2 separate regions of the Homo sapiens genome follow, and region 2 is linked to region 1. A link is an interaction called in ENCODE POLR2A ChIA-PET data of the cell type or tissue named here. Cell type or tissue: MCF 10A. All regions are shown on one strand. Each heading gives the region's core, and the rest is flanking DNA. Links, peaks and the distances in the headings are about the cores only.

Region 1 (5,382 bases), core at 152-5,151:
ACTTCTTAAATTTTGAAATAAACTCAGATTTGGCCAGTGGGAACCGCTTCAAACTGACTCTGGGTCCTTTTGGCATGTTTTCATCACTCTTTGAAGACTTCTTTGCTTTCTAACCCAAGATGTTCCAGGCTCATGTTAAACATTCCTGCTCCAATCCTATAATCAGCCATTTCTCCAAGCAGCTGGGGTTCCTTTTAGTGGAAAATGGGATATAGAAGCCAAGATCTAGAAACCTGATACACTCACTGCTATTGGAATACTGCTGTTCCCAGGCACCCTCCCCCTCTACTACCAACAGAACTAGGAAACAGATGTGCGTATGTATGTGCACACACATATGCATATAAATACACATGCATGCATGCCTTTTGCAAAGATTTTATTGCTATTTTTATCGGTCCTTATTAAAATCCAGGCATTCACACCAATACTTCTGATTCCGATCTAGCATCACAGGGTTAATTCTAGCTGTCTCCTTTCCAATATCTGTAATGTTCTTCAACAGTGAGAGCTGCTGGGGGCCATTATCCTGAACATACTTATTTCATCAATCCTCCTATATTCAACCAATCAATACAGGAAGGGCATCCCAGAAGCAATGGATGCCCTTCTCACCTCTCCTGGGCTCTGACACAGCACACCAGACCCTCCCTCCTCATCCTACTCAGGCTCTGATACCCCTGGCCAGGCCAACACCTTGCTGAGCCCACTTAATAGCCTCTAGGACTGAACTGTTCAGGAAGGAAAAGAGAGAGAAAAGAAGAATGCTTTTAAAATTAAAAAGAATTAATGTAAAAATGTATTTTTTAAAGAATATCTGTTAAGTTAGAACTTGTAATAATTCAGACGGCCAAACTAAAATTCAACTTTGCATCATCTATGAAGAACAGGTTTGCTAAGTAAATTAATAGTGTAAACAAGCTTGTAACCCAGATATTTAACCTACTTAAGAAAACTAATTGTTTTCAAGCACTTTAAAATCACTGGGCATGTACTTGCCTTTAATTATTGTCTAATTACAAATGACTTCTATTTTCTTCGTTATAGCTTTGATAAGCCTTCTGATTATGCTTTAAGAATTACAACTTAAACTCAATACAGTTTAGATCCTTTAAAAATGTCTTTATTAATCAATTGGTTTTTCAATTAATCACCTGAAGTAAACTTTTTAACCATTCAGTGATTTTTCTTTTTTAGTTAATCTGTCATGTTGCTTAAAAAGAAAAAATGGGCCAGGCATGGTGGCTCATGTTTGTAATCCCAGCGCTTTGGGAGGCTGAGGTGGGAGAATCACTTGAGCCCAGGAGTTCAAGACCAGCCTGAGCAGCACAGGGAGACCCTGTCTCTGTTAAAAGAAGTTTTTTTTAATTAGCCAGGCACGGTGGCTCATGCCTGTAGTCCCAATTACTTGCGTGGCTGAGACAGGAGGATCTCAGCTTGAGCCCAGAAGGTCGAGGCTGCACTGAACTATGAATCGCACCACTGCACTCCAACCTGGGCAACAGAACAAGACTTGTCTCAAAAAAAAAAAAAAAGAAAAAGAAAAACGCCTTTCGGCTGGGTGCGGTGGCTCATGCTTGTAATCTCAGCACTTTGGGAGGCCGAGGGGGGTAGATCATGAGGTCAGGAGTTTGAGAACAGCCTGGCCAACATAGTGAAACCCCGTCTCTACTAAAAATACAAAAAATCAGCCTGGGTGTGGTAGCAGGCACCTGTAATCCCAGCTACTTGGGAGGCTGAAAAGCAGGAGAATCGCTTGAACCCGGGAGGTGGAGGTTGCAGTGAGCTGAGATCAAGCCATGTGCTGCGCTCCAGCGAGGGGCAACAGTGTGAGACTCTGTCTCAAAAAAAAACAAGAAAAACACCTTTCAGCAGCCAGCCAGGGATGCTCCCAAAGACCTCCTATTCTGCACACGATCAGCACAGTCTCATTCTCCTGTTGTTTATCATGAATGCAGTGCTGAGGACACCATAAAGCCAGCAAGCTGTTCCCGTCATCTGCATCCATATTTTAAGACACTCCACTTTATAATACAGGGATTCAACCAATCAATTAGCAAATCACTCTGCACTGTGTTTAAGGCAGCTTGGGAAGAGAAGAAAATTTTGGTGGAGTTACAGCACCCAGTTCCTCCACCTCCTCATGTGTACATGGCTGCAGCCTGGTCACTGAGCTGTCAGCACTCCTTTTTTCTTATGAAGATAAAACCATCCTCCACATCAGGTTGTTGGGAGGACTAAATGAGGTAATGGAAGTGTGTGCAGCATAATAGGCACTTAATGAATCAGTTCATGTCCCTTCCCCCCGACCAGAGCCTTATGGAAAAACTCAGCATGACTCAGAGCAATGTTTTAAAATTTGGTTACACAGAACCTCAGAGAGAAGCTACTGCAGAGTACAGGTCATAACTGCGAGCCTGAACCACATCTGCCCTATCACTGCCCCGACCCAAACAAAGGGAAACCAGAAAAAAACATCAGCAAGAGTTCCAGAAAAAAACATCAGCAAGAGTTCCATAATCTAAAAATGAGCAACCAACTCATCCCTGCCTCAGGAGAATAGAAATATTCTAGGAGAAAGAAATGAACAAATAAGCTGTTTTTTCTACCCTGACTTCCAAATAAAGGTGCCAACAAGTCCTAGAGACTCCAACGAGGCCCAGTTTTAGGGTCCTGGACCACTGAGGCACTCATTTATTCAGTGGTGGGTTATCTGGTTTTTACCTCTAGATCTATTAAGTACCAGTAACTATTAGGATTTAACATGTGATAGAAGAAGATCACATTATTAAAAATCCATTAGAAAGCCCCACCTCTACAAAAAAATTAGCCAGGCATGGTGGTGGAGCCTGTAGCCCCAGCTACTCTGGTAGCTGAGATGGAAGGACTGCTTGAGCCCGGTAGGTTGAGGCTGAGATTGTGACATTGCACTCCAACAGACTGAGACCCTGTCTCAAAAAAAGAAAAAAATCCATTAGAGGTAAGCAATTTTTAAAATCAAAGGTGTTAACAATATGATGCACTATGGGCCAACCTAGCAGTGTATTAAAAAGAAAAAAAAAAAAGGCTGGACGCGGTGGCTCACACCTGTAATCCCAGGACTTTGGGAGGCTGAGGCAGACGGATCACGAGGTCAGGAGATTGAGACCATACTGGCTAACACGGTGAAACCCCGTCTACTAAAAATACAAACAAACAAAAAAAATTAGCTGGGCGTGGTGGCGGGCGCCTGTAGTCCCAGCTGCTGGGGAGGCTGAGGCAGGAGAATGGTGTGAACCTGGGAGGTGGAGCTTGCAGTGAGCTGATATTGCGCCACTGCACTCCAGCCTGGGCGACAGAGCGAGACTCCGTCTCAAAAAACAAAACAAAACAAAACAAAACAAAATAAAGCTGAGGATGGTGGCTCATGCCTATAATCCCAGCACCTTGGGAGGCAAAGGCAGGAGGATTGCCTGAGGTCAGCAGTTTGAGACCAGCCTGGGCAACATATCAAGGCCCCGTCTCTACAGAAAAATTTAGCCAGGTGTGGTGGTGTGCACCTGTAGTCCTAACTACTTGGGAGGCTAACCCAGGAGTATTGTTTGGCTCCAGTTTGAGGCTGTAGTGAGCTAAGATCGTGCCATTGCACTCCAGCCTGGGTGACAGAGCAAAGCCCTGTCTCTAATAAATTAAAAAAAAGAGAAGACGACAAAGGCAAAAAAGCTAGTCCCTAATAGTGAATCAAGCAGAGCTGGAAAGGTCCCAGCAGGTTAGACATTTCAAACACGTGGCCTCAAAAGAAAACACTGGGATCAGGAATTAATCTAAGAATTATCAGTAAATAATGCCAGATGATCTATTTGCTCTATATTTTCAATATCTGAAATATCTAAACTTCCTTGGCATGTAAGATGATGTGGTTTTGGTGTGTTGTTTCTTTTAAAACCATTATAATTTGTTTACATCCAAGAAAATATAGTGGCAATCCTTCCAAATTGCCTCAAGAGCAAAGCCAGACATTTAAAAAATGCAAACAAAAAAGGTACCATGAACATACATTGTTGTCTCTGCAAATAATTCTTCTTCACACAGAAGGATAAAGCTGTCTGCATGTGTCATTTGCAAAGCCTCTGCGCTTCCAAAAGGCCTCCAAGCAAAATTTAAAGGAGGGCTCCCAGCAAAATTTAAAGCAGGTCTCCCCTGGGTTTACAAAGGGCCTAGACCCTGAGTGATACATCACAGGACTCAGACGTCCTCCCCAAACCACTGCAGATGCACCAGTGTTCTGTAGCAGGAAACACCAGTTCGCCTCCTTTTAGGGACCACAGTGCCTAAAAGTCTCCCCCTCCCCTTCCCCAAGCTGGTGGAGGGACCAGCCACTCTGGCTTTTCTTCTCTATTGGTGGGGGGAGGACAAGTAAACACAGAAGCTGCTACAGCTCAGAGAATTCACAGGCTGATTGCATTTAAAGCCTTTCCCAATTGTGAGATGTTAGGCATCTTTGTTTCCTATTAAAGGACATTCAAGCATGTGCAAAGCAGGTGGGGAAAACTAAGAGTTCTGTATCAAGGACACTGCTACCTGAAATACAGATATTTCTTCTAAAAGGGAGGAGACAGTTCACAGCCCCCTTCCACACCACGCCAAATATTTCTTCTGGAAGGAAAGCTGGCCCAGCAACTTCAGGAAGCTACTGCAATGCTACCTGGCCTGGGAGAAGTATTTTGTCTGGTTTCTTCCTAGGGCAGAATACCATAATGCCCAAGCACAGAAGCTCAGCAGCCGAGGCCATCGGGGTCACTTCCTACCTGTGTAGCCTCGGGCAACACAGTCTCTCCGCACCAGCTCACAGGGTCTTCATGAAGATGAAATGAGTTAGCACAGGTAAAGCACACAGGAATGCTCTGCCCGGGGTTTACCCCAGGAAGTGCTATCTTAAGCCCTTCCAAGATGTAAATTCCCACCTCCTCCAACCCAGACTCCTTCTTCTTTTCCTTTTCTTCAGACCATTTGCCTGCCCCTGGTTCTTTTATTCTCAACCTAACACGCACTGTCATGCATATTCACCAGCATTCTCCAAAGACCTTGCCCCCTGGTTATCCCACACTACCTTTCTAAGCCTATCCTCACGCAACCTCAGACAAACCCCAACCCCAACTAACTGTGTTCTTCACCTTCCCTTGCTGGGGAAAAAAAACCCCTGCACAGCCACAGATCACTGCAATTACATATAACGCATCTCCTCTCTCAGTGAAGCTCTTAGGGCTGGCAGCCGGTTCTCTTTGCAGTCTTTCTTTTTTTTTTGGAGGGTGGGTGGCGCTGTTCCACATGTTTTATCTTACTTCAAGTTCTTTTTCCCACTCAGACTTCACCTCCTATTCCTACTTTACAGAAACAGTGAAT
Region 2 (5,382 bases), core at 298-5,297, 59 kb after region 1:
CCCATCCTATAGTTGTATAATTGATTCTTTTGAACTTAAAGCATAAGACTTCACAATTGGAAACAAACTATCAGAAGACTAATGTAATTCAGTGAGGAAAAGGTGCTGGAGGAACTGGATAACCACATGGAAATGTATGAACCATGACCTCTATGTCACATACTATATACAAAACTTAATTTGAGGCGGATCACAGACCTAACTGTGGGGGCTAAAACGTTAAAGCTTTTGGATGACAATAACAAGTATTGGTGATGATGCAGACAAACTGGAACCCTCGTGCATTTCTGGTGAGAATATAAAATGGTGTAGTCACTTGAAAAACAGTTTGGCAGTTCCTCAAAAAGTTAAACCATATGACCCAGCAGTTCCACTCCTAGGTATATAACTAAGAGAAATGAAAATATATTCCACACAAAAACTTGTACACAAATGTTCAAAGCAGCATTAAAATGTTCATTTCATAATATTATTAATGTTCATAGCAGTCAAAAGGTGGGAATCATCCAAATATTCATCAACTGTTGAGTATATAAATAAAATGCAGGCCAGGCACAGTGGCTCGCGCCTGTAATCCCGGCACTTTGGGAGGCCAAGGCAGGAGGATCACCTGATGTCAGGAGTTCGAGACCAGCCTGGCCAACATGGTGAAACCCCATCTCTACTAAAAATGCAAAAATTAGCTGGGCATGGCAGCATGCGCCTGTAATCCCAGCTACTCAGGAGGGTGAGGCAGGAGAATCACTGGAACCCAGGAGGCAGATGCTGCAGTTAGCCAGGATCGCACCACTGCACTCCATCCAGCCTGGGCCATAGAGCAAGACTCCATCTCAAAAAAAAAAAAAAAAAAAATGCGTACACCCATGCAATAGGGTATTATTCAGCCATTCAAAGGACTGAGGCACTGATAATGTGCTTAACATGGATAGCCTTGAAAACATGATGCTAACTGAAAGAAGTCTCACATCACACAGAAGGAAAACATACTGTATGATTCTATTTATATGGAATGTTCAGAATAGGTGATTCTGTAGAGATGGAAAGATTAGTGGTTGCCTGTGCCTGGGAGGAAAGGGAATAGAGAGTGACTGCTAATGGATACAGTTTCTTTTTGGAGTAATGACAATGTTCTTAAATTAGATGGCAGTGATGGTGGTACAACTCTGTGAATACACTGAAAACCATTGAGCTGTATACTATAAATGGGTAAGTTTTATAGGATGTAAAGTATACCTTAATAAAGCTGCTGAAAAGGAAAAGGAAAGAACATCCAAGTTAATTCTTTTCTTTCCTTAATTTACCTTTATTTTTACTTTTTTTTAGTACTTTGAATTGCTGTTTGGGGTTTTGTTTGTTTTGGTACTTTGAGAGAGTGAATTCTTATCCATGCTCAGGTTGGACACAGTCTGAAATACTTCCTACAGTTCTATACTTGAGCCTTTTCTCATCTCCCAGCCCCATCTATTCCTATATGCTGAGAACTCCTAATACGTATCTTGATGTCCTCTCTCTCTACTGAGCTCTAAAATGCCTACTAATTTAGTTTTACCTGGGCTGCCTGCAGGTGCCTCAGTATTTCAAAATCCACACCCAGTTAAAAGTAACAGTAACAGGCCAGGCGTGGTGGCTCATGCCTGTAATCCCAGCACTTTGGGAGGCTAAGGCAGGCGGATCACCTGAGGTCAGGAATTCGAGACCAGTCTGGCCAACATAGCGAAACCCCGTCTCTACTAAAAATACAAAAACTAGCTGGGCATGGTGGTGTGTGCCTGTAATCCCAGCTACTCAAGAGGCTGAGGCAGGAGAATCTCCTGAGCCTGGGAGGCAGAGGTTGCAGTGAGCTGAGATCATACCACTACACAATAGTCTGAGCAACAGAGCGAGACTCCGTCTCAAAAAAATAACGATAACAGTAACAACAGCTACATCCAATACCTTGCTCTATCTCCTATTTCACATGGCATCATTTAACCCACTCTTTGCAGATTTGTGCTCTCCTCCCATCCTTCCTGTATGCTTCTCCTGTCAGTCCCCTCCTCTGCAGACCACTGTTACTGCCTTATTTCAAAAGCCTTCCTCAGTCTTCCTGAGGGGACTCCTAACTCTCCTAACTGGTTTCCGTGTCTCCATTTTACAGCCTGTTGGTAATCATTTCTCCACACTCCTGCCAGGTCATTCTTTTTTTTTTTTTTTTTGAGATACAGTCTAGCTTTGTTGTCCAGGCTGGAGTGTGGTGGTGTGATCTCGGCTCACTGCAACCTCTGCCTCCCAATTCAAGCGATTTTCCTGCCTCAGCCTCCCAAGTAGCTAGGATTACAGGCGCCTGCCACCATGCCCGGCTAATTTTTGTATTTTTAGTAGAGATGCGGTTTCACCATGTTGGCCAGGCTGGTCTGGAACTCCTGACCTCAAGTAATCCACCCGCCTCGGCCTCCCAAAGTGCTGGGATTATAGGTGTGGGCCACCAGGCCCGGCAGGTCCATCTTTCTAAAATATGCATCAGATCATCAGGTTTCTCCCCTGCTTAACATCCTTCAATAGTTCCCTATTGCCTGCAGGGGTTCTGCTTCTAACTCCATCTCCAGGGTCTCACAGACATCTCTCAATGCTCTAACCATCTCTTCTCCGGAGAAATGTGTGGCTCTGAATACGCACAAAGCACCCTCTCCCTTCTTAGGGATTCTTCTGTACCTATAGAAGTCTATAGTTCTATAAACTGACTTTTCCAGTAAGTTTATCTGACATAAGGAAACAGCTGATTACTCTGCCGTGTAACTTGTCCAGGATGGAGTATTGAACTACTATGGCCTCTGGAGTCAGACAGGCCTGGAGTTCAACCCAAATGATGTTGCTTACCAGCTACGTAAACAAATGGGGAAAGCACTTGCGCTGCATGTTTGCTTTTCCAATCTGCTCTCAGAATACCAAAATCCATGAAATCTTGTTATCACTTTTGCTAAAGCAGATCCAGCCTAAGGTAGAGATATCCTAAGCTCTGGAAAGCAAAAGACTTTATTAAACAATGGGTAAATCTTTTTTCTCTGCATCCCCTACCAAAACACAAACAAAACAAATTACCAAGTTCCTAAAATACTTCTGTGTAACACTTTTCTTGACTAAATGAGCACTTAATATTAAGAACAGATCTTGCAGTTCTTTGTCAATGAAACCAATTAAAACAGATCATTCAAATACTACTGTGTATTTTATGTCTAAGTTACCCTATTTAACTATCTTTAATGTTAAGCAAATCAACAGATGACTTTATTCTCTGTAGACAAAGACTACGTTTACTTGCTGCCTTTGATAATGATAATGTTATATTAATAGCTAAAATGTTAGCTTCCTGATTCAGTAAATATTTATTTGCAGTAATTAGTAGAAACACGTGGGTACTTAAATATATAGCTATAAATTTGAAACCCTAGAGCTTACTTTTATTGTTTTATTATAAATATTTAAATATACAGGCCAGGCATGGTGGCTCATGCCTGTAATCTCAACACTTTCGGAGGCTAAGGTGGGAGGATCTCTTGAGCCCAGGAGTTCAACACCAGCCTAGGCAACATAGTGAGACCATGTCTCTACAAAAAGAGTTAAAAAAAAAAAATTTAGCTCGGTGTGGTGGCATGCATCTATGGTCCCAGCTACACGGGAGGCTGAGGCAGGAGGATCCCTTGGAGCCCAAGAGGTTCAGGCTGCAATGAGCTGTGTTCAGGCTACTATACTCCAGCCTACGCGACAGAGCAACACTCTGCCTCAAAAAAAAAAGTATACACACACACACACACACACACACACACACAAGATAAACATACACAAAGGTACAGAGAATATGATCACAGACACCCAACGGCTCAGCTCTATAACAAATTTTACTATATCTGTTTTAGATTTCACTTAAAAAATGAACATTTCAAGTCTAGAGCTACAGAATCTCTACAACTAGTAAGCTAACACCAACTCATTTAGAATATCGACCTAAGTTACATTACATTTAAAGTGAGAAATGGCTACAGAGTTTAAGCATTCCAATCTATCTTTGTTAAGAACCATAAAGAAAGATTACATCAGGTCTGGAGACCGTGCCAGAAATGCCAGTCCTCGCCTCCCAATTCATTTGACCTTCTATGGGATCTACTTCCTCACCTACGGTTCTTGCTCTCCTAACTCCTGAGAACTCAGGACCCAATGGAAATCAGTCCACAGGCTGAAGTAGGCCTATTAAATCCTCTTTTCTTTTAGAGAAGCTGAATGTAAAGATACAGATATTCTAGTCTACCTACCCTCTCTACATCAACACCAGTTATCCTAACACAGCAAATCATAAAGTAAAATGTACATCTCATTTCCCTGCTTTAAAAGTCTGCTGCTTTGGTTGGCTGCAGTGGCTCACATCTGTAATCTCAGCACTTTGGGAGGCCGAGGCAGGAGGATCACTTGAGTCAGAAGTTTGAGACCAGCCTGGCCAACATAGTGAGACCCAGTCTCTACAGAAAAAGTAAGAAAAACTAGCCAGGCATGGTGGCACACCTGTAGTCTCAGCTATTCCGGAGGCTGAGGTGGGAAGATCACTTGAGCCCATTAAATTCAAGGTTTCAGCAAGCCATCATCACATCACTGCTCTACAGCTTGGGCAAAAGAGCAAGAACATGTTTCTATTAAACAAAAAAAAATTTGCTACTTCAAGGTGTCAATAAGGTTGCTAAAATAAAAATAAAATAAAATAAATTTGTTTAATCTGTGGTCTATTCTTGAAACTCTTCAGCCTAAGATAATCTGGGCTCTGCCATGCCCCCGTCTCCCTGGCACCCAACACTCTAGTCGCTGTATGGTGGATGAAAGATGATCTCATATTTAAGGTCAGTCTTCCCACTGAAAGGTGGGGTCTGTTTCTCCTCCCCTTGAGTCTGGGATGGTCCTGTGACTTGCTTTAATTCAACAGACTGGGGAAGAAGCAAAGCTGGGTGACTTCTAAGGCTGGGCTTAAGGTGTCTGCAGCTCCTGCACAGTTGGAATGCTCCCTCCTGAATCCCTGCCACCATGCTGTGAGAAACCCAAGGCATGCAGAGGTCATATGGAGGAGAACCTTGGGTCAACAGCCTCAAGTTGGTCTCCTAGCTGACAGCCAATACCAACTGCCAGCCATGTGAGTGGGCCCTTTCAGGCATTTCTGGCCAATTGGGCCTCCAGATGACTGTAACTCCAGCCAATACCACTTTGGAAGAGAAGAACTGCCCTAGTGAGCCCAGGAAAACACAGAATTATGAGAAATAAAATGCTGTCTTGGTAATGGAGTCTTAAAAATATATGAAAACTTTATTTTTTAGAACAGGTTTAGATTTACAGAAAAATTAGGAAGATAGTCCATTTATCCGGATG

The links. ChIA-PET counts read pairs that join two places held together with the same protein. Peaks named below come from ENCODE experiments on the same cell type or tissue, not always from the same donor. Only the 100,000 strongest peaks of a DNase experiment are listed, where the experiment ranks them.
Region 2: POLR2A ChIA-PET joins it to region 1 with 5 read pairs; 9 of 35 experiments call an interaction of 5 or more read pairs at or near these places.

Annotation. Positions count from the first base shown.
Region 1 is chr22:40,193,760-40,199,141 of GRCh38, reverse strand. The region is part of intron 1 of TNRC6B (trinucleotide repeat containing adaptor 6B); the gene reads right to left. Among named protein-coding and RNA genes, the nearest start is that of TNRC6B, 19 kb to the right of the region's middle. RefSeq lists enhancers at 2,793-3,325, 3,326-3,860. In MCF 10A, for the core only: a CTCF peak has its summit at 5,084; a DNase peak (open chromatin) is centred at 2,331.
Region 2 is chr22:40,134,796-40,140,177 of GRCh38, reverse strand. It overlaps a transcript of TNRC6B not described here. Among named protein-coding and RNA genes, the nearest start is that of TNRC6B, 40 kb to the left of the region's middle. In MCF 10A, for the core only: no CTCF peak of the experiment used is centred there; no DNase peak of the experiment used is centred there.